Linked DNA regions of Mus musculus: regions 2 and 3 are each linked to region 1. The links are chromatin loops, found by intact Hi-C in ENCODE. Cell type or tissue: left cerebral cortex. All regions are shown on one strand.

Evidence for each region. Peaks named below come from ENCODE experiments on the same cell type or tissue, not always from the same donor. Only the 100,000 strongest peaks of a DNase experiment are listed, where the experiment ranks them.
Region 2: it touches region 1 in a loop (3-fold over the local background); 2 of 42 quality-filtered maps call a loop at or near these places.
Region 3: a loop joins it to region 1, with 3 times the contacts of the local background. A loop is called at or near these places in 3 of 42 quality-filtered maps.

Annotation. Positions count from the first base shown.
Region 1 is chr8:24,543,206-24,551,205 of GRCm38, forward strand. Ido2 (indoleamine 2,3-dioxygenase 2) reads right to left here. Exons shown (of 10, transcript NM_145949.2): 4 at 7,564-7,682; 5 at 5,615-5,629; 6 at 3,935-4,034; 7 at 3,302-3,419. Among named protein-coding and RNA genes, the nearest start is that of Ido2, 29 kb to the right of the region's middle. In left cerebral cortex, CTCF peaks have their summits at 3,231 (motif pointing left) and 4,212 (motif pointing right); DNase peaks (open chromatin) are centred at 2,701, 3,237 and 4,209; H3K4me3 peaks cover 503 bases.
Region 2 is chr8:23,233,877-23,241,876 of GRCm38, forward strand. Gins4 (GINS complex subunit 4 (Sld5 homolog)) reads right to left here and starts at 3,792. Exons shown (of 8, transcript NM_024240.6): 1 at 3,594-3,792; 2 at 3,104-3,223; 3 at 878-964. The coding sequence starts at 3,199. Golga7 (golgi autoantigen, golgin subfamily a, 7) reads right to left here. Exons shown (of 5, transcript NM_020585.2): 5 at 7,450-8,000. It overlaps Gm39141 (a long non-coding RNA gene), which reads left to right and starts at 3,904. Exons shown (of 3, transcript XR_870246.2): 1 at 3,904-3,992. In left cerebral cortex, CTCF peaks have their summits at 3,999 and 5,229 (motif pointing left); a DNase peak (open chromatin) is centred at 3,932; H3K4me3 peaks cover 857 bases; H3K27ac peaks cover 657 bases.
Region 3 is chr8:23,253,759-23,261,758 of GRCm38, forward strand. Golga7 (golgi autoantigen, golgin subfamily a, 7) reads right to left here and starts at 3,322. Exons shown (of 5, transcript NM_020585.2): 1 at 2,916-3,322. The coding sequence starts at 3,026. In left cerebral cortex, a CTCF peak has its summit at 3,961; DNase peaks (open chromatin) are centred at 817, 2,399, 3,377 and 3,908; H3K4me3 peaks cover 2,250 bases; H3K27ac peaks cover 1,241 bases.

The DNA.
Region 1 (8,000 bases):
TTATAGAAACCTGGACCACCAGCCCAGGGGTGGCTCCACTCACGATGGGCTGGGTCCTCCCCATCAATCACTAATTGAGAAAATGCCCCACAGGCTTGAGCACAGCCCTGCCCTATGAGGGCCTCTTCTGCACTGAGGAGCTCTCCTCTTAGATGATCTATATGTGCTGAGTTCACATAAAACTCGCCAGCGCTCTAGACAGGATCTGTCTCTCTGTCTCATATCTCTGTGTCTGTCTCTCTCTGTCTGTTTCTCCTCCCCTCCCCCTCCCCCTCCCCTCCCCCTCCCCTCCCCCTCCCCTCCCCCTCCCTCCTCTCCTCCCTCTCTCTCTCCTTCTCCTCCCTCCCCCTCTCCCTCTCTCCCTCTCTCTCCTCCCTCTCCCTCTCTCCCTCTCTTCCTCTCCTCCCTCCCCCTCTCCCTCTCTCCCTCTCTCTCCCTCTCCTCCCTCTCTTCCTCTCCCTCTCCTTCTCCTCCCTCCCCCTCTCCCTCTCCCTCTCCCTCCCCCCATCTCTCTCTCTCTCTCTCTATCACACACACACACACACACACACACACACACACACACTTTTTTTTTTTTTTTTTTTTTTTTTTTTTACCCTACAGGTCCTTTGTATATATGCTATGATTTCTGGTTTAGTGTTTTGTGGTATCCTGAGTGTGTGGATGCATGTGCACTTACAGCTGACTTTTTGTCTCTTGGTGTGTGTGTGTGTGTGTGTGTGTGTGTGTGTGTGTGTGCATGTGCCTTTTCCCAGGCTCCTTTCCATCTGTTTGTTTGTCTTGTCCAACTTAACATGATAGTTTTTGTTTTCTCTTACTTTATTTTATTATTACCCCTTAGAAGCCTGTTGGTTTTCCAGTGTAACACAGAAGGTGGTGGATCTGGGTGGGAGGGAAGGTGGGCAGAAACTGAGGGGAGAAAAGGGGAAGGATATATTATGTGAGGGAAAATTATTTTTAAGAAAAAGATAATTAATGATGAACCTAAGCATACGTCTCAGCAACAAGATCTCTGCATAGAAACCCAGCTAACCCTGTAAATTACTGCTGTAATCAATAAGAATGTAGTTTACCAAAGGGCTGGATTCCAAGTTAACGTTTAAATACCTGCTTCATTCTATAAGGTAGAAACAAACAGCGCAGAAGTAACTAAATAAAAAGATATGTTTGCCACACACAAGAATGCAAATAACTGTTGATAAAACAGAATTTAGGCATCTGCCTTCCTTTGGAAGAAACTCAAGGAACCCTGCGCATGAAAATGCAGATGCTGAATTCTCACACAGGGAAACTGGGTAGCCAATGAAGGTGTATACCAGAGAGGGGTCCTTGTGTCAAGACAGCATGTGACAGATAAAGACCACCCAGCAACCGTGACAAATGAGTTAGAAGAAGTCATCAGGAAATGCAGACTAATATTTTATGCTGCTTCTAGTCCCTTGGCCTGTTTTCCTTCCGTGATAGAAATTGCACGTATAATATCAGAATCCATACTTAATGCAGCTTGAACTAAGTCCCCATTTGAGGGTTTGGTTTCTGTGTTTCTTTTTGTGGTTCCTGCTAAGGCTCCCGAGAGACAGCCAGGCCCCTGAAGAAGAAAACCAGGGAGGGAACTTTCCAGAGAAAAGGAAGAAGAGACTAAGGGCACCCAGAGCAGAGAGACACACCCAAAGGGAAAGAGCAGAGGCCACTGCAGAAAACCTGCTCCTTTAACCAAATCTAAGGAGAGACCATGTGGACGTTACCTGCAGGAGGGAGATTGAATTCATTTGCTATCTCATAGCACATGCAGATGATAATAGATGAGTTAAGAACTTAAGTATAAAAGATGAAAACTTCAGAAGAAAGTATGGGGGATTATATTTCCAACCTGTTCTTCCTGAATCATTTCTTACGTAAGAGCTAACGAACAGTCCTGGGACCATATTTCAGTGGAGAATTTTTGCTTGCAAATGGCATTAAACAAACCTTATTTGTACAACTATGTTAGGCTGGGCAAAGGCCTGGGGACTTGGCTTGCAGCGCAGTGGGCCTCCGATGTCCACAAAAGGCATTTTTATGGACCCTACATGCCTGGGAAGGAAGGAAGGATGTCCTGAGGGAAACCCAGGATGCTTGCTGAAGCTGGGCTCTAAACACAGTGATTGGTTATTGGTAAAATCTAGTTGGGGGTTTGGGAGTGGAGGGAATCCACCCAGCCACGCTCTCCGAATCACACACAAAAGCAGCCCATGCAGACCAGACTCCGTGCCAAGGACACGCACGACCCCCTGCCTATGCCTTCCAGCGTTTGATTTTGTTTTTAAACATGATCTCTCTTTTATGGTAACTGTTATAGTATGGCAAGCGCCTCCCCTTGCTGACTCTGTACTGCTGGCAAGGTGCCTGCATAGAGGCAAGGTGGTGGCGACCTGTTTCCGCTCCTCAGTGCCACACTGAGTAAGGATCATCGGACAGCCCTTAGCCCCTTAGCTGTGTGTCCTTGTCTGATAGGCTGTTGTCAGCCTGCTTGTGTGCCAGGAACACTGCCCTTCCCATGGCGTCTCAGCACTGGGGATGAAAACTCACTGAACACTGGACTAAACTGTCCTCACTAGTGCCCTATTTTGACTGCAAGTATTTCAGAGGCTAGGACATATCCTCCATCCGGAGACGCGAGGAGGGCGTGCCCACACTAAGGGCTTCATGGGATGGTGTGGAGGATACTGTTGCCATCTTTGAAAAGTGTGGACACGTGTCCTTCTCCTTCGCCACGTGTGTGAATACAGCTAGTTCTAAAACCTTGAAAAAAAGTCATCACATAGAGAAATTTGTCTCAGGATCAGATGGCTTGGAAGGAGTCTAATTGGGGAGCTCTCCGGGTCCTTGGACCTCCTTCAGCGGATCATGAGGGTCTTTCTGGATTTGTAACATGGTCAGAGAGGAAAAGCAAATGACTCTTGAGGGCCTTACAGACGCCCCCACGGGACAGCCCTGCCCGCCAGCAAGCCTAACCTGTATAACCAACATTCCCCCTTGTGGCCCATCCAATCTCCCAGGCTTCGTTAAGAGATCAGCATGCCAAAGTCGTATCTGGACCCTGGAGAAGGGAAGCTACCCCAACCACACGAAACTATAAAGAACGATTCTAAAAAAAATATTTCTGCCGACTGGAAAAAAAAAAAAAAAAACAATTCTCTGACTGGGACGCTTTACGCTAAATATAGAACACTAGCGCCATCTTGTGGAGAGATGGACCACCATCATCCACGTAGGACCTGCCCAAGTCCAGGCCACTGGAGACGCTGCTCCAGTATCTTACCATGCATTTGGGCCAAGGCTCTGGTGATATCCTGGATGGAGAGTCTCAGCTGCTGCAGGGCTTCTAGCAGGGTGTCCTGACTGTGTTGCCGAATGGCCTCCATTCCCTGAACCAGGGCCTAGGAATAAGATCCACGTTCTCAGTTGAGGTGCTACGAAGTAACTTTTTTTATTAAAACCCCCGCGGGATGCAGATCGCCACGGAGTAGCCCACACTACTGGAATATCTCTGGAGCGTAAATTGTGACATCAAGAGCCTCAACACAAGTGCTTTCTCATTCCTTCTGGGTTTCCCATATCACAGTCGTTTCTACTCTGGCATCCCTACAGATATGCATGGATATGCCTTTATCTGCCTTTCCATAAAACAGTCTTTTTCTTTTTGACCTCTGAGTCTCTAGCTTCTGCAGGTCCATGAAGTGGAACAGCTAGCGCAGTGGGTGTCTGTTGCACTCAGCGTGTGGTACCTGGGTGTAGACGGAGAAGTCGGTTCACTCCAGGCTAAAAGGGCACTGACACCACAGGCTAGAACTCAGATATGTCTCTTCATCGTCAACCCTAGGAGGAGGAGGCCTCTGTCTGTCCACGTGGGGAAAACCACCATAGGGAGAGGGCCGGGTGAGTAAGAAGATACCTTAAGGCCGGGCACTGCTGCCTTCTCCACCAAGACTGTCACTAGGATGAAGCCCCGCAGGCTCTCTCCCCCCGGAAATGAGATGATGGTTTCCAGGTTACTGGAGGAAGAGACCAAGAAAAGAAGAAAATCAGATCAGTTAGAGCCAAATTCCTATGACCTGAGAACTATGACCATTATGGGTGTGTGCCTGCGTGCCTGACTAGAGTTCTAACCCAAGGATGAATTGCTGCCACAGAACCGCGGCCGGAAGCCTGTCATTACCACATCCAAACAGTAGGTGGAGCTCCAGGAACGCTACAGAAGAGGGGCAGGACAGACTACAGTAGTCAGAGGGGTTGAGAACGCCAGGAGAACACAGCCCACGGAATCAAAAACAAGCCGACCTCATGGGGGCTCACAGAGACTGAAGTGACAATCACAGAACCTGCATCGGCGTGACCTACGCCGTCTGCTCATATGTTGTGGTTGTGTGTAGTTTCGTGTTCCTGTGGAACTCCGAATAGTGGGAGTGGAAGAGTGTCTCTGACTCTTGCCTGCTCTTTGGATCCTTGTCCTCCTAGTGGGTTGCCTCATCAAGCCTTGAAATGAGGGGCTGCTGTTTGTAACTATGTCAGGGCAGGTTTGGAGGATAGCTCCAGGAGGCTTGCTTTTTTTTTTTTTTTTTTTTGGAAAAGTAGGAGTAGATCTAGGGAAAGGAGAAGTGAGAGGAGGACTGGGAGGAGTAGGGGAGGAGAAACTGTGGATAGAATATAATGTGTGGAAGAAGAAGAAGAAGAAGAAGAAGAAGAAGAAGAAGAAGAAGAAGAAGAAGAAGAAGAAGAAGAAGAAGAAGAAGAAGAAGAAGAAGAAGAAGAAGAAGAAGAAGAAGAAGAAGAGGAGGAGGAGGAGGAGGGAGGTCATTTCTAATCAACCTGCTGCTGTCCTGTCTTCCCATCAGAGCCAAATCTGACCTGATACAGAACCCAGATGAGTATCTGCACACATCTGCGTTGTCCCCAGCATCTCAAACATAAGCAAAGCCCAGCCTCAAACCTCAAAACAGCAAAGCGGAGGTGAGTCACACATCTCCTCGGTCCAGCAGAGGTGTTAGCCTGGGGAATATTTGCCATCCACCTGTATGCTCCACAGAGCTGAGGAGGGTGTGTGTGTGTGTGTGTGTGTGTGTGTGTGTGTGTGTGTGTGTGAGAGAGAGAGAGAGAGAGAGCGCAGGATGTGACTCTGGCTCCTCTGCTAGCTCTGCTCCCCGGGGAAGGTGGAGCCTATGACTATAGACCACACCTACTCACAAGGGCTCCAGCCCATCAGGTAAGAAGGGATTACAAAGGGACCCTTCTGTCACTGTGACCTGCCTGTTTCTGGCCTTTTGCTGATGTTCTTCAGAAATAAGAAATCTCTGCCAGTTTTCACAGAGCCACGGTTTCTTTTCTTACACTACACTTTTTTTTTAAATCATGGACATACAGGAAAATGTGGTTAAGAAAAATTAATCCCTGCACCCCTAGAAGCTAACCTCCATCAGAGCTACTGCTTGGACTATTGACTTTTTAATGCACTTCGAATTTTCAGGAGTTCATAGACAGCTGATGCTATTCCATCCATACAGCTGACCATGCCACCCTCTTGCTTTATCACAAGCCTTTAAAGGTAACAGTGGGTGGTTCTAAAGGCACATCTTACCTGATTTCCAACGGTCTGGTCGCATAATAGTTATTGGTGATAACAAAGAGAAAAAGAAAAAAAAAAAGAAAACAACTTAGTTAGTAACCAGATATAATTCTTGAGGTCCCGGGTACCCAGGCTCCCACACTCATCTGCAATGCCCTGGCACATGTACGGATCAGGACCCACCTAGGATGGACAGTGAGCCACTGGGTGACAGCAGAAACCAGATCTCACTTGACAGCCCGTGTCGTGTGTCTGTGTATGTACACATTCTTGCTTGCCTCTCTCTAGCTGCCTCTCGGTGCAGACCCCACTTCAGTTACTCTAATCCTACCCACCTGTTAGGAGTGGCCTTACATCAGCGTCTGGTCAGGCACCATGCTTTCCCTGCTGTTCCCCCTGGAGTTCTGAAGATACTGTTTATGTTGTTCTTTGACTTGTGTTAAGAGCTACTTTGTCTCAATACTGAACTGTTTGGGTGGTGGGGGTGGAGGTGGGGGGGGGTGTTGCTTCTATTTCTTTCATTTCTTCAAAGCACTTAATAAGCCCTGGGTAGACATCTTAAAAGACTCAGGAAGATGATGGCTCAGAAGAAATACGGTGGGGGAGCTCCAGGCTTGCATTTGCATCTCTGGGTGCTGTACCTCACTTGATGGGACATTCATTTCCTGGGGTTGTTTTCAACCCTGTCACCTCCCTTAAGACTTCATCTCCCAATTTCCCTTGAATCACAAACCCAGCTTCACAATAGTCCAGGCGCACATATTTATCATCTCACCTACTCCAATTCTAAGTTAGATTTAGTAGCTTTCAATGCAGATCAGTTTTTCGTTGCTGTATAATTGGTCAAAGACCAAGTCAGGCCTGGTTGTGCATGCTGTTAGTGGCAGATAGTCAAGGGGCTGAGGAGGTCTAAGGATCACCAAGTCAGGGACTGCTTATGCTACAGTGTGAATTTCAGGTCAGCTTTGGCATTGTGAGAGAAACTGTATCTAAATAAACGCTGAAGAGAGGGCTGGGGATAGAAAACAGGGGTGGAGCTCCTGCCTCACAGGTGAAGGTTCATTCAGTCCCCAGTCACAAACAAGCTTATCATCAACATATGATGCCATCATGATACCATTCATCATATAGCATCACCATACAACATCAACATCGTATGACATCATGTAACATTATCATATGACATCATCGTCATATGACATCATCATCCCAGAAAGCATGAAGTTCTAAGGCTCAGCAGACTGTAGATAAGAGGAGCCCTCCCCAGTTCTTAAAAGGAAGGGTCTCTTGAAAGGGTCCACAGCAGATCTCAACCATCTCTTTCAGCACTGCATGGCTACCTACAACCAGCATGCCAAGAAAGGTCCCTTTATGTCCAGCCTGGACTTCTTGTTTGCTGTTTTAATTTATAACAAAAGTAAATGCTGCCTTGCGTCGACCGCCTGAGACAGATTCAACTGTGAAAATGAAGTTTCCATGGATTGGTTGTTTGTTGAAAAGTCAATAAACAGATGCTTTTGTGCCCGGGACAAGTGTGGAATGGTGTAAACTAGACAGAATAGATGGTGTGAATCAGAATTCCACCCACGTGAAATCATTTATTCAGAACCATAGAGATCACCTCCAGACACCCCATCCTAACCTGACTTGAATGGAACACAGAACATGCTGAGAAAAAACAGCCCAGTGTCATTATTACAGCTGGAGGCTGACAGTCTGATTAAGAGATCCAGATGGGCACTGGAAGCAGCAAGCCAGTGTGCCTGAGAGCCCAGGAAGAAGAAATGTCTCAGGTTTAAATGTGTGCATTCCCTTTTATTGGAACCCTAAATTAAATGAATGGGAGCACACAGCTCACTATAAAACAGCCCTAAGACCCTGAGTCTTTTCTGCGAAGACAGTTCAAGTCCTGAGTCTTTTCTCAATCTGCTGCTAACTGAAGGAATCCTTTCCCTCCTTACCCTTCTGGGTTCCTTTTGGTCCAGTTTGTCAGCACCAGGTCAGAGTGGACCAGGATAGGCGGGAGTCCCAAGTTCCTGGATACCTCAACAAAAGGAATGGCAAGAGATCTTGGCAGCACCTTTAGGACAGGAATCCAGACAATTAGTATATTCTACTGGCAGAGAAAATCATCACGGTTGCCTGTGATAAGCGACCTGGAGACCAAGCACGAATTCTCTGAATGTTCCACACCTATACCCTACACATGCTTCATGGGAGAGACCCGGTGAGAATGCTGGTTATGAGAACACATTTCAAGAGATGCAAAACCCAGAGATGGAATACACTGTGCACATGATAAACAGAACCTCTGGAAACTGTACCAGGAAGAGGAGGAAGAAGAGGAGACAGGAGAAAGAGGAGGAGGAGGAAGAGGAGGAAGAAGAGGAGACAGGAG
Region 2 (8,000 bases), 1.3 Mb before region 1:
TGTTCACAGGAAGCTGCCATGCTGGTGTTTATAGCAACTCGGGCTAGAGAGGGCTTGGCAGTGGAGAGCGCTTCTGCTTTTACAGCGGACCCAGGTCTGGTGCCTAGTACTCACACAGTGGGCTAATGACCCCCTGTAGCCTGAGTTCCAGAGAGTCTGATATCCTCTCTTCTGGGCTTTGTGGGCACCAGGCATGCATTCAGCACAGAAATATCTGTGCTACCAAAACATTCATACACATACAATAAAAATTAAGCCAAAAATGTGATAGGAACTCTTGTAGTTTATAAACACTGATGCAATGGCCAATCTTAGTTGCCATCTTGTCCACACCTGGAGTCAGCTGGAACCCAAGCAGCTGGGCACAGCTGTGAGGGACTTTTCTTGATCCGATCATTTGAGGTGGACTGATTGACTTTCAAATCTGGGCCACACCTTCTGTGGGCAGCCTACATAAACGGACACAGGGAAAGGCGGCTCTTGATTTTTGCCTGCTTGCCCTCACTCTTGACGGCAAGTTCATCTACCCGGCTCTTGAGGTGTTATTTCCCTAGTAGCAGGACACACGATCCTAACACATACTGAAGATGAGCTGAGACATCTACCCTACTGGAACAAACCACTTACTATCAGATTCTTGGCTTTTCTGCTGGGCGTCAGGTATTGTTGGACTAGCCAGACCACAACCTGTCAGCCACCATAATAAACATAGATTTTCAGTCTTTCAGTCGTTCCTTTAGAGAACCGTGACTGAGATAGCTGGTAACTATATTTTAAAGTGTTGGGCTGAGCCAAGCAAACAGACCACACTTCACCTTGCTGATCAAATGCTTTCAGCTCTCTATTCCTCTGCAGTCCAGAGACAAGTTACTCTTACCATGTGCTCAAGCTGTTCCATGACGCATTCGACAATCTCAGCCTTGCTTTCCAGGAGCTCAGGGGCAAACTTTTCATTCATCCAGGCCTAAAAAGCAATACAGGAGAAATGAGTGATCCTCACAATGGAGCAAAGCACACTAGAGACAGCTCCCAGGCCCATGAAAGCTGCAGGTGTCTCACGTAGAAGGCTCTCTGCTGGACGAATACTCTGGGGACAGCTCATGATGTATGGCAGCCTTCCCATCTCTTCTCTTAGGAAGGGGCTTTTATTCAACCTAAGATTATTTGACTTACTTCTTTCATCACTATGGTAAGTTCTCAGTAATGCCACATGATACACGAGCCTTACCTGTCATCTAAGAGCATCAACTGGAACACCTTTCTACTTCCTTACCGATCCCGGCACCATCAAGTTTCTTCCTTCTTTCTCCTTTTCTGAGACAGCACACTGTGTAGTCTGGCCTGGAACTGGCTATGCAGAGCAGACTGGCCGCCCGCCACCCCTGACTTACACTTACTCTTTCTAAATACTTTCTTTTGTTGTTGCTACTGTATCTTTAGAAAAAGTGAGGGCGCTAATACAAAGTCACCAGGATGGGACCTGACTCGGTGACTGGCGTCCTTTTCAGAAAACAAAATGTTACCACAGACACAGCCAAGAGAGAAGAACAAGCGAAGACACCGGAGACAGCCACCACAGGCCAAGGAGAGACCAGCCAGCCAGGACACTGACCTCAGCCTCTTACACACAGTAAAACCCTGGGGAAGCCACTCATCTGTTTGATTATACAGTCCAACCAAACAAACACAATCACCGAAATGAGAAACTCTGCACTGTAAGAAAGACCCAATGAACCTTTTATTTTTTTAAAGTTTAGTCAAAGTACAATTACATCATCCCCTCTTCCTCTCCTCCCTCCAATGCCAACCATATCCCCCGACTCCATCTCAAAATTCATGGCCTCTTTTAAATTATTGTTACCTATATATACAAATAAATGCATAGATAGAACCTGCTGGATTCATGCGGTGTTGCTCGTCTGTCTGTTTTCAGGGATGGCCATTTGGCACTGGATAACCATTTAGGGACCTCATCCCGAGGAAGACTAATAATCTTCCTCTCTCAGCTGTCGTTATTCGTCTGCAGCTCACTTAGGGGTGGGGCCTTGTGAGGTTCCCCATCCGTGTTGGAATGCCATTGTCATTCATTGTTTGGGTCCTGTCTAAGCAGCAATATTCCTGAGCTCTCATGGGCACAGCCTCCCTGACATATAGAGAGGATAACCCTGCAGCAGATGTCCTGGTCCTCTGTCTCTTCCTGCTCTCTCTTCTTTGGCGTTCCCTGAGCCTTGGTTGTAGGGGCTATGTTGTAGAGGTATCCACTGGAGGTGGGTACCCATGGTCAACTGTCCTCTAAAGAACACTCAATAGTATACGCCATGAATGTCCCAGAACTTATAGGGCAACACAGTGCATGCTTTTACTGCCAGCACACAGAGGGCAGAGGCAGGTGAACTCTGAGAGTTCAAGACCGGCCAGTGATGCATAGTGAGGCCCTATCTCAAAAACAAACTTAAAACAAACAAACAAAAAGCAAAAACAAAACCTAAAAAACCCCAAGCATGTTCAGAATTCCTAAACTACCCGAGGTTCATGAGAAGATATTATTGAAGGAGGAGGAGGAGGAGGAGGAGGAGGAAAAGAAGGAGGAGGGGAAGAAGAAGAAGAAGAAGAAGAAGAAGGAGAAGGAGAAGGAGAAGGAGAAAGAAGGAGAAGGAGAAGAAGAAGAAGAAGACGACGACGACAACAACAACTATGCAAGAAATAATCACTGCTATTATGACCAAAAGGGATGGCAATTTCTTGTTAGAGCAGATATCTTCCAATGGGGGAGGAAACAGAGGAAGAGACTACTATAGAGAAATGGCATGCTTCTCTACAGATCACACACATCTTTACGTCCTCAAAATAGCACAGCAGAGCATTGCTTTGTGAAACATTCTACTACATGTGTCCAAAGCCTACTTTTACTAGCCATCCTTGAAGACTGACAAGATGAGACTCCTAAAGAAGGCCCTGCTTTCTGGCTTCCTATTTTTATGCAGATGTTACAAACACTGCTCTTTGGAAACAAATCTTCTGTTTCCTTATTTTCTGAGCCGTGGTACTGCACACCTGGAGTAAGTTAAGAGCTAAGAACACGGGACATATTTGGGGTGCTTACCTGCTCCAGCTTTTCAATGAGCTCTGCAGGAGTTAGGACCATCTCCTCACTACCCCCATCAGAGTCCTGTCCGTGGAGATCCAGAACCTCCGTCATCGTTTCTCAACCGGGAACCTACACCTGAAAAATAAACCAACACCCTGAAAAGCTTCTCCCACTTACTTGCAAGAAAAGGCATTTAGGGACAAGTTTATTGGGGCTGAAGGGGGTGCACTGGCCAGGGATGGCGAAATCAGAGACTGATTTTTCAGTGTTGGGTTTAGTCCCTTGGTCGGTTTCTCTCCTAATCTTTCCCGCTGCATGGGCCTGGACCTGGGCAGATACCACACTAAACCGCAATGCTCCTTGTCGTCGCCAGGAGCAGCGTTTTGCCTCAGTGGCCCAGGAGCCCATTCGGTTCAAATGAGAAAAGTGCATCGTGTCAAGTGCTCGGCACATCGCGTCCTCAGCTGCAACTGACCCGGGGTCGCTTGGACACTCCAGCGCTCACCTCGCAGTTGGCACTCAAAGCGGCTACACGGCTCAGGGATCCCTCTTCCCTTCTCTCCTAGCCGGCACGCTCGGGGGACACCACGGACTGAGGCTCCCCGAGCGGTGGGCGCCGGAGATCGCGCGGAAAGCCCGCGGCCCACAGACCCGACCAGCAGCGGTACAGCTCCCGCGCTCCTTTCCCCAAACACAGCGTCGACAGGAAAACGTCTCCGCGCTGCGGGAGCACTAACCAATCAGGCCCAGGGGAAAGCGGACACACGCCCCTTGGCCCCGCCTACCCCGGGGCGGGCTCTTGCCGAGCTATAGAACATACTTCCGGAAGGCGGGGAAGGAGGCCGGGAGTGAAGTGCCGGGTGGCACCGTCTCGGGACGGCCACGTGGGGGCGTTCGGCTCACAGTAAGGAAACCAGGCAGCGCCGTCTTGTGGCGAATCGGTACAGGGCCCAGTTCCTTCCTTCCTTTAACATTTACTGTGTGTGGGTTGGTTCCATTGCCAAACCTGTTCACAGATTCATATATGTGTGTTGAAACTACATTTAAGAGACTCACTCCATTGTCCTTCCTTTACATTTTTTTTTTGCGCAGAGTTGTTCTCTAATGTTATTTGAGTTGTTCTTTTTGGTGATGAAAGAATGCCTACTGACTTTCTAGGATTCTACCTTTTTAGTGAGTGTGAATGCAATATACGCATGTGGTACATGCTCAGGTCACGATCGCATAGCAAGTGCTGTTACCCACTGAGCCCCCTTAAGATTATTTTTATAGATATATTTCCTTATTTTCATGTATGTTAGTATGTGTGCTTGCACATGAGTGTGGTGCCAGCTGAGGACAGAAGAATGCACTGGATCCTGATGGAGCTCATAACATGTGGTTATGAGCTGTTCCACATGGGTACCGACAACCAAACTCCAGTCCTCTGGTTTAGAGCAAGTGCTCTAAACCAATGAGCTATCTATCTCTCCAGCCCCTAGCCCCTTATATTTTTTAAGTGCCAAACTTCCTAATTAGCTTCAGAGATGGAATCAGATTGCAAATTTTTATAGTTTTATATACCTATAAATTATGCATCCTGACATATTACTACTTGAAAGAGTAAGAAATAACAGAGGATTGAGCCGGGTGTGGTGGCACAGGCCTCTAAGCCCAGCACTTGGGAGGCAGAGGCAGGTGGATTTCTGAGTTTGAGGCCAGCCTGGTCTACAGAGTGAGTTCCAGGACAGCCAAGGCTACACAGAGAAACCCTATCTCGAAAAACAAAAACAAAACCACAACAACAACAAAAAGAAATAACAGGACTAATAGAAAGTTATGGAAATTTGAATTTGTGGTAGCCTAAAGATTCTTGGTATTATACCTATTTTTTAAATTAAAATGATTTGTATAGATGGGAGCGGGGGAATGTGGTGCAGTGGTACAGTACAATCTTAGCATTTAACCTGGGTCCAGTCCCCAGCAACTAAGTAAAACAAAATCTCTTTCTACAGTTTATCACTGACGTACAAAAAATTTTCATTATTTATTTTTATTTGATACAGGGCCTCATCATGTAACTCTGACGAACCTGGAACTTGTTATGTAGAGCAGATTAGCCTCAAACTCATAAAGATCCACCCACCTCTGCCTCCTGGTGGCGTAAACATTTTAATATTCATCTGCTAACAGGATGCTTATATTTTGTTCCACATATCATTAGATTGATATTTTATTATCAAATAAGCATGGAACAGATAAAATAAATTACATCTGTAGAGTAGCCCAGAGTGATAAGAAATTAGCTTAGTGAGGTTGGTTATGAAGTTGTATTTTCTGAGACAAGAACCAGAAACCAGAAGCCTTGGCTGTTTGGTGTATTACAGCAGATTCTGTAGGCAGCTGTCATTCTAGAAACTGCTCCATCACAAGCTTCCGGCGTGACCTACAGAGAGTCCTGTGACTGCTTGAACTCACCCTGGGTGTTTGTCTATGAGAGGGGCTTGTCTTTGACTTTTACAGAAAGCGAGTAATACAGCTTTACCCTCAACACTGGGCCCTTCTTTACTTTCACTCACTTGTAAGTCAGGAAAGTTACTTTCCACACCTCTCCTTTCCTTTCTTTCCCTCTCCTTCTTTGTCTTTAACATTTCTAGGGGCGACAATCACTGCGGACAAGGCAATTTACAGACACATGCAAGGTGGTTTGCTCTACAGCCTGCCTCCACAACCCCTGCTAATCTAACTATGTTGTCCTGGATGGCCTTGAACTCACAGAGATCCGCTGCTTCTACTGGAATTAGCCACCATACCCAACATACAAGTTGTTTCGTGGGAGCATTACCTAGACATTTTCAAACGTATAGAAAATAAAAAAAGCCACATATTACAAGTACAGGGAGCAGAGCGTAGCCCAGTACAGAGAGCCTGTCTGATACATCCAAGGCTCAGGTGTGATGCCTTGCACTAGTGGTGGCTTTCAGATACACTCCTTGAAACATCCATGCAAACAGGAACTGGAGTATGAGACTGGGTGAGCTGTACATGCTAATCTTTAACTGGAAAGCGGTTGCACGTTTGCAGTCTGAGTAAGTTCCTGGGCATTTGGTAGATGTCAGATTAGTAGTTACCGAGACATTTTGCATATGAATTTGGCTCATGTCTTTTTTTTTGTTGTTGTTTTTTTGTTTTTTTGGAGACAGGGTTTCTCTGTATAGCCCTGGCTGTCCTGGAGCTCACTTTGTAGCTTGAACTCAGAAATCCGCCTGCCTCTGCCTCCTGAGTGCTGGGATTAAAGGCGTGCCTATGAACTAGTCTGAAATGAGGTCAGAGAACACATGTGTGATCAAGAACCATATGCTAGCAGTCAGTGCGTCGTTTCTTAGGGCTCCTCTTTGCCTTTTCTTATGTATGTATGTATGTATGTATGTATGTATGTATGTATTTATTTTTTGGTTTTTCGAGACAGGGTTTCTCTGTAGCCCTGGCTGTCCTGGAACTCACTCTGTAGACCAGGCTGGCCTTGAACTCAGAAAGCCGCCTGCCTCTGCCTCCCAAGTGCTGGAATTAAAGGTGTGCACCACCACACCCGGCTTTGCCTTTTCTTAAAAAGAGAAAACCAACTGTAAGTGACAGTCCCCAAATGTCTCACTCTGTAGCAGTCTGCCCTTAAACTCAAGACCCGCCCTCCTATCCCAGGTGTGCCTAGCCACACCCAATTTCAGAAAATTCTTTAAAAAAACAAGGTGACTTATGAACCTGAAGATTTTATTATTTCTCCGTGCCAGGCCTCATACATGCTCAGCACTCTGCTGGAGTCACAGGTCAGAAGGTAACATCTTGGCAGGCCCAGGAAGCTCCACCTTGAGTGTCCAGAACCTCATCTTGGCCACATTCCAACTTGTGGGAGTTGGTTCTCTTCTTCCATCAAGTGGGTCTGGGGGAATGAACTGTGGGATGGGGCGTTGTGGCAAGTCTGTTTATCCACTGAGCCACCTCACCAGTCCCATTTTGTATTCTCGATAAATATCTACCTTATTTTTTAAAAGTCATCAGATGATCCAAGATACAGTAGTAATTCTGATAACTCTTTTCTAATGAAAACTATCTATTCATATTAAGTAAGGGTGGGTAAGATGCTACCAGGTAAAGTCTCCTGCCACCAAACTTGATTTGTGTTTGATCCCTGGTGTCCTCATGGTGGAAGGAAAGATATGATTCTGACCTCCATGTGCATGCATGGCATGTGCACACTCACACAGAGCACGCACATGCACGCACAGGCTAAATAAAAAAATTAAAAATGCTTAGATATGCTTTATCAGTTATTCCAATATTGTCATCCAAATAAGATGCCATAGCATTCCCTTTATCAAATCACATAGACTAAGACAAGAGAGGGTTTATTTAAGAAAAGTTTTACTAATGTGTTTATATCTTGGCGACATTATTGCAACAAGTTTAAAAGGCAGACAGACTAGAATAGGCTTTAAAGGAACAAATGAGCGTTATACAATTAAATTATTACACAGATCTAAGGGGTTTACTGAGTAACTACAAGGCCCAGAAAACAAATTAAATCTGAAAGATTAGATCCAGTATTAGCACCTACAGTATCTCCAAGTTCAACTGCTTCATTCATTCCTTATGTTTCCTAACTTCTCCCAAACACAGTGCTCTCAAATTCCTAAAAGAACATAAGAAATTCCGATACTAAGAGAGTATAGAGATAAAGAAGAGCTGAAAAAAATTAACTTTAACTTGAAGTTACACGGAAGCCAAAACTTACTTGAGTCAATCAAAAGATTTCTGTGCCCTGAATACTGTATGTGAGGCTATAAATCAGAGTTTAAAGTAGGTTACAAATTAGCAACATACTGTATTATTTCTACCAATTTTTTCTCCTAAGTTATACTTGTAACAAAACTAGAGT
Region 3 (8,000 bases), 1.3 Mb before region 1:
ATTCTGTTAATGTCGCTTAAAAATCCAGACTACATGATATGTCTGTGCTATATTTTAATGTGATCAAGTGACACAACTGGACTTAAGCTCTAGAGAAAAAATCCAGGAGTTTTAAAAATCTGTTGTGTCTAGGCACATTAAGATAGTCATCAGTCCTCCAAAGGTCTTTGGATAGTAATTCAGAAACTGTATTGGAAATTTGGAGATATGCAAAAATGGACCCCCCCCCCCAAAAAAAAAAAAAAAAACATGGCCCATGCTGGGCAGTGGTAGTGCATGCCTTTAATCCCAGCAATTGGGAGGCAGAGACGGGTAGATTTTTGAGTTCGAGACCAGCCTGGTCAACAGAGTGAGTTCCAGGACAGCCAGGACTACACAGAGAAACCCTGTCTCAAAAACCCAAAAAACCCCAAAAAACCAACCAACCAACCAACCAACCAAAACATGGCCCAATAAACACCATTTAAAATGGAATGGACCTAGGAATGGTTTTCTCAGAAGTTTTGTTTTTGATGAAATACACACTGCTGAAGCTAAAGCGATCACAAACATATCGTAAAGTCAAAGGTTATTCCTGCTGACTAGATTAAGTAGAATTCGTCTCTACTACAGTCCGTTTGGATTTTCTTCTCCCAGAAGACTAGGGGGACTAAAACATTGGCATTCTAGCTAAAACAACAACAAAGGTTCGTTTGAAGAACGACTGGGGCAGCTGGGCTCTCAGGCATCAAAGCATCACACTGTAACAGGCAGCGGAGTACAGTGCTCAGCTGACACAATTCTGTGCCCTCAAATAGCATGCGTGCATTTTTAAATATCATGTCAAATAGGACATCTGTGCATTAGTTTCTCATCACACTGGCGAGTGTGATGTTCCCACGGACTGAAAGCCAGACCTGGCAACAGCACAGCACAGCGCAGCGCAGCACAGCACAGCGCAGCGCAGCGCAGCACCACTACTTCTAGGTCAGCAGAGAAATAAGCCTCTCAACGCCCCATCACACAAAGTCAAGAGAACGTCAACGTATCATCAGCACATACCCATAAAAGCCTCCCCAAGTGGTTTACGTAAGTGTTTAACTCAACAGTAAGAGAGTCAAAGGCACATAGCACACACACACCACTACCCATTCTGCGGTTTAGCAAGTCAATCAAGTACCAATTTGGACGGCAGAGTTCAGCAGCATCAATTTCCTGTAAAGGTGTGTGTGACTACATGGGGGTTTTAAACCTAAGATTATTAAGGAAAGGTTCTACCATCCACAATGAAAGGCGAATGCCTGATGTCGCATATACGTGCCTGGCTCAATAAAGAGAGAAGTCTGACTTATAAACCAACAGAGGCCTTTAAATGGCATGTCACAAACAAGTCAATCAAAACCTGTTATCCTCTCCCTCCTCACTCTCCCTGAGACAAGAGTTTTGCAATGCAGTCCATACTGGCTTAGGACTCAGGATCCTCCTGCCTCTGGCACCTGGGCGCCAGGTTACAGGTGTCCATGACCACACACTGTTTACACAGTATCTTTTCAAAGCTTGCTTCATCTTTAATTTGCAGTTCAAGAAGGGCAACTGTGCCACTAACTTGCCAACAGCCATAAATCCCACTTAAGGAGAAGGTAATGAAATAAAGAATTTTCTAGCCTAACAATCAGTCAGTACTGGGATTGAAACCAGAGCCCCACACATCCTAGACAAGTGGTCTACCATTGAATTATCTCAGGATCACCACCTTTTCCAAGCTATTTCAGAGCATGGTCTTTTCAAACTGCCTAGGCTGGCCTGGAACATGCAGTCTTCCAGCCTTAGATTTCCTAGTAGCTGGTAGTTGGCCTGAGTAAGTATGTAGTGCTGGGGATAGATCCCTGGGCCTTCAACCTGGAAAAAACAGGCTCTGTGCACTAAGCCACACACCCAGCCTACAAACCACCCCTCTGATTTTAAATGGCTGGCACACATTTCTCTAGTACACACTCATCTCCACCTACCTAGTCCACAAGCAGCATTTCTTAGCCCCACACCCACACCATGCTTAATTACCCTCCAAGTTCCTCATCCTTCAGAAACTGATTTATGAACAGGAAATAGAATCTGAGTAATATCGCTGAAGAACAAAAGGAGGATCACATTGGGTAGACGAGTAGATTTTTTTTGTTTTTTTTTTGGTGTGGTTAAATCTGAAGGAATGGTACACAAATCTCATCTTTGTTTACAAGGTTGCCCAAAGGACCTCTGCCCCATGACCGTTTTGATATGCAAGGCAAACAGGAAGTTCCCAGTGATAATGACTGGGAGTCAGGGTTGGTTCAGCTACAAGTTCCTTTGCCGTTCCTGCCCGGGACCGTGTACGTTTTTCAGGTTCCAAGAAGGCCTGTCTGGACTGCCGAGCACATCCCTAATAAACCCTTTCAGCTGAACAGTATGACCAGCACAGTGACCACAGATACCAGTCATGACTATGACGCTGTCTTTCGCGTGTCTGAGGCAGTAGGATATAGGTTACCACAGGAGGTATGAGGTGGCCTGGAGTTCCAGGAATTAGCACCTCATCAAGATGTCAATAACTGAGTGAGTGTGTGTGTGTGTGTGAGCTTCAACCAGGTGTCAAGTACCGTGTGTGTGTGTGTGTGTGTGTGTGTGTGTGTGTCGGCATCCTGTTAAGGACACTCTTGGGTGGACTGCGGGCCAGCATCCTAAAAGTTCTATATGATCACTGTACTCTGAGCATTAGCCTTAGTGGTCTTTCTCCAAATACTAGACCGTACCTCCTTCGTATATCTTTTCCCATGAATCCTGACGTCTCATGCTCTCCCGAACCGTGAGACACTCCCTCCCGCTCCAGGGACTCTCCCCTCCCCAGGGCCAGGGGCAGGGCCAGGAGCAGGGCCAGGAGCAGGGGAAGCCGGGCTGCATACCCTGTTCTCCAGCTCCGCGGGGAACTTGGTCTGGAACTGGCAGCGCGTGCCGCTGCTGTAGTCTCGCTGAATGAACACCTTCCCGGACACCGGTGCCTGCTGCGGCCTCATGGCGAGGACAGGACCCGCCGCTCTGCGAGTTCGGGCAAGACACGGGGTCAGATGGCCGGCCTAGAGCCGGCTCTCCGGCCCGCCAGCCCTTCGGAGCCACCCACCGCCCAAAGACGCCCCAGGCCTCCCCCCTCGCCGATCCCCTTCACTCATGGCTGTAGCCGAGGGACTCCAAGCTACCCAAGCCCAGGACCCGCGCCCCCCCACATCCTGGTTCGGCCCTGGAAACACAAACCCGCCTCCTCGGCCCTCCAGCAGCTGTCGCGCCACCTCCGTCGCCGCTTACGTCCTGTCGCAAAAAAACCTAGCCTCTCCCGAACACCTTCTGTGCCGCACGTTGACACCCCGCCCCCTCCGGCCGTAAAGCGACGCCTCCGCGGCTGCGCGTTGCGGTGAGGTGCGCGGTGGCTGGGAGAGAAGTCTTCCTAGTGTAGGCGAATGAAACCCTTCCGGGCGGAAGAAGATGATGATGATGAGGTGGACGTGATCGGTGGATCCGGGAGTTCCGGGAAAGACGCCGGGGTTAGAGACTCGGAATTCCCTGTTGGTTGTGGTGAAGTGGTTTGTGGGCACAGGAATAGTTCCCTTCTTGATTAAGCGTTCCAGCTTTCACGTGGGCTAACCCACCTCGCTCCACAAAAACAACCGTCACTCTCCAATTCCAACAGACACAGATATTTACAACTACAAAGCGCACTACTGGGGATGCATTTGGCCCCTGGAACCCTCTTGAACGAGAGTGAGGAGATGGTATTCCTGTTCTGCATTATCCTGCATCCCTTCTCCAATTCTTCTTGAGGTGTTGGTTTTTTTCGTCCCAGAGACATGTACACCAGCTATACCCGCTTAGGTGACCCGACTGGACCAACAACAGTTCTCTCTCATTGGTCCCCACTTTACTGACTGTATCTTTGCAAGACATCCAGGAAAATCCCTATGCACGTCTGGTGGTGGCGATGTTCTAGTACAACTTTTTAGTATACTGATAATTGATTAGATACTTGATCAGTTGTCACGATAATTGATTTCTCTTTTGGGGTTTTAAAAATAGCATTAAAAAAATTTCCAGCATAGGGCGGGGGACAGGGCAGAGGTCGTCCACTCCCTGGTGATCTCTGAGTTCAAGCCCACCCCAGTTTACCTAAATAGTACCAGGCCAGCCAGATCGTCATGGTGAGACCCTGTCTCAAAAATGAATAGCTTTATCCCAATAAAGGGTGTATAGTAAACCCACTCATTTAACGTGGACATAATTTGTTAACTTCTACCACGTCCATGCCCTTAAACCATCAGTACAATCAAGATAATAAACACCACCTCTAAAAACTTCCTTACTCTTTACAGTCATACCTTTCAGCCATTCAGCAGACCCCCTTTGCCCAGTACTAACCTTTCTGTCACTAGAAACAAACTTGTGTTTTCTTAACTTTCACTTAAATTGAATCAGAGTTTTTCGTCTCCTTCTTATTGTATAGATTCTACTGAGATTCCTCTGTTGTGCCATACGTAATTTCATTTCTGTGACTTTCCCCATTTATTCATTCACGTACTGCCTCAGGGTTTCCATTGCTGTGAAGGGAAACCATGACCAAGACAGTTTTTTATTTGTTTGTTTGTTTGGTTTTTTGAGACAGGGTTTCTCTGTATAGCCCTGGCTGTCCTGGAACTCACTTTGTAGACCAGGCTGGCCTCGAACTTAGAAATCCGCCTGCTTCTGCCTCCTGAGTGATGGGATTAAAGGCGTGTGCCACCACCGCGCGGCTACAAGGCAGTTCTTATTAAGGGTAACATTAAATTGGGGTTGGCTTACTGGTTCTGAGGTTCAGTCCATTATCATCATGGTGGGAAGCATGGCAGCTTCCAGAAAGGGATGGTGCTGGAGAAAGAACTGAAAGTTCCAAAGGCAAACAGGACAAGACAAGCTTCCAGGTAGCTAGGAGAAGGGTCTTAAAGACCAACCCCAAAGTAACACAGTTCCTCTAAGATAGCCACACCCATTCCAGTAAGGCCACACCTCCAAATAGTGCCAATCCCTGGATCAAGTATACTGAAACCAGCACATTAGTTGATAGACAGGAAATTTCCAGTTTTAGAATTGCAAATAAAGCTTCTATAGAATTAGCCTACAAGTCTGTGTATGTTTTTTTAAAAAGAGGTTGAGATTTCAATTTATTTTTATTGGTGAATCCTGTAAAGGCATTTTTCCCTTTTTAATTTTATAAACTTTATTATTAACAGGCTTGCAAATAAATAAAGACAACACACACCAAAATTAGCCAGACCCCAAATCTATACAAATGAACTTCTATCCAGTTAGAAGTGACACCCAGAACAGAAGCTGTGGAGCTTCACAGTACGTTTTACACTTTTAGTATCTAATGTATCTTATGCACTTATTCATTACACAAAACAATAACAACAAAAACTAATTGTGATGGTTTGTATATTCTTGGACCAGGGAGTGGCACCTTTTGGAGGTGTCGCCTTGTTCGAATAGGTGTGGCCTGGTTGGAATGGGTGTGTCACTGTGGGTGTGGGCTTAAGATCCTCACCCTAGTTGCCTGGAAGTCAGTCTTCCACTAGCAGCCTTTGGATGAAGACATAGAACTCTCAGCTCTGCCTGCGCCATGCCTGCCTGGATGCTGCCATGTTCCCACCTTGATGATAATGGACTGAACCTCTGAACCTGTAAGCCAGCCCCAATTAAATGTTGTTCTTTATAAGACTTGCCTTGGTCATGGCGTCTGTTCACAGCAGTAAAACCCTAACTAAGACACTAATCATCATCATCTTCTTCTTCTTCTTCTTCTTCTTCTTCTTCTTCTTCTTCTTCTTCTTCTTCTTCTTCTTCTTCTTCTTCTTCTTCTTCTTCTCCTTCATCCTTGGTAGACTTAGGATAGATTCATTTTTCACAGTACCTTGACTTGGTTTGCAAAACACTTCAGTTAAAGCAACTAATTCTGTCTCTGGAACTACTAAAGGGTCACAGCATCAGGGAGGTTGAGAACCAAGGTTAAGAAAATGTCTCCATAAGACTCAGCTCCAGGGCATTTTTTCAATCAGTGATCAATGGCGAGGGCCCAACCCATAGTGGTTGGTGCTATCCTGGGCTGATGGTCCTGGGTTCTATAAGGAAGCAGATTGAGCAAGACATGATGAACAAGCCAATAAGCAGCACCCCTCCATGGCCTCTGCTTTAGCTCCTGTTCCAGATTTCTGTCCTGTTTGAGTTCTGTCCTAGATTCCTTCAATGATGGACCACTGCATGGAAGTATAAGCCACTTTTCCTCACAACTTGCTTTTGGGTCCCAGTGTCACAGCAATAGTCACCCTGACTAAGACAAACAGTAAGCACTTACTGCCACTGAACTGTCTCTCCAGTCCCTTCCCTCTGAAGTCTGGAGAAGTGTTTATGAATGTTTAGGTAAGAATACATCTTAATAGGTTCCATTGTTTAGTATGTGTACAGTAGTCAGTATTCTACCAGTGTACTGGAATATCTGACACGGGCTTCTTATGCAATAAAGAGCTGTTTATTTTAGACATGACTCTGGAAACTGGAGTCCAAGATTGAGTAGCTCCATTGGCTCAGTCCCTCTGCAGTAGATGGCACATCCTAAGGCAGTAGTTCTCAACCTTCCTAATCCCACGACCCTTTAACACAGCTCCTCATGTTGTGACCTTCAACAATAAAATTATTTCTGTATTATAATTGTAATTTTGCTATGGTTCTGAACTATAGTGTGTTTCTGATGGTCTTAGGTGATCCCTGTGAAAGGGTTGTCCAGCCTCTGAAGCCTGATCCACAGGTTGAGAACCGATGTTCTAAGGGAATCTATTCTAACCTGGAAAGCAGATGAAGAAGATGGGTCCTACAGTCCACTTTGAGGACACGTCTCCACTGACCTAAGAACGTCCCACAGGGCCCCATAACACCTCCCCATATCTTGAGGACCAAATCTTTACCTGTAGACCCCCGCCCCCACCCCCCTAGGGACACAACTCATTCCAAAACCATAACAGTGTGGTTTCCTCTCACTGAATTTGGGGATTTGTATATTTTGAAGAAAAGTCTTTCATCAGACACGTGGTTTGCAAACATTTCCCCCCTAGACTGTAGACACTGCCGTTTGCCTATCTTAGCATGATCATAGGCTTGAGAAAATAGTGTGCATGTGTCTTGAGGGCATTTTTCTGCCTACCACAAGTATGGATTGAAGCTCTCCAGTCCAGTAAGACTGCAGTTTAATTTGGTTAAGTGGTTTGTATTTGAATGGGGCTGCAGCTGGGCTGCAATTCTCAGCCCTCCCATCTCCTTTGCCTCTACAGAACAAAAACTTATTGTGCACCATCTTGACTAATTTTTTTTTCCCCGCTGTTACTGAGTTTCTGTGCTGTGGCTTCTAATCTGCTACCCTATCAGAAGTATTGAGAAAGATCTATTTCTTACTCCTGTATTCCAGACACTGGCCTCAACTTATGTAGTTAAGGGTAGTCTTGAACTTTTGATTTTCCTACCTCTGCCGCCCAAGTGCTGGGATTACAGGTGTAGGCTATTGCTAGGGTAATGGGATGCTGGGGCTTGAACCCAGGGCTTTTTGTTTGATAAACAGGCATTCAAGCGATTGAGAGACATTCTTCGCTGTTAAATTGTACATAGTAAACAGAGAGGAATATCGCTATAGAAGCATTAGGTTTCTAGGAAAATGAAGATTGAAAATGTTACCTGCTTGCTTCACATTCTGTACAGAAACCCTCCTCTATAACCTTTCCATATGCATCTGCATTCATTTTCTATTTTTTTTTGTTTTTTTTTTGTTTGTTTTTTGCTAGCTTGCCTTCAAACTGCCTTTTAAATGTGTGTTTATACCTACAGACAAATACCTTCCAGTCTTGACCAGAGAGGCTCCACTTTGTAGTGAATGCCAGGGAATTTGGAGACTCCTGGCTGTTTAAGATGCTGAGAATAAGTGA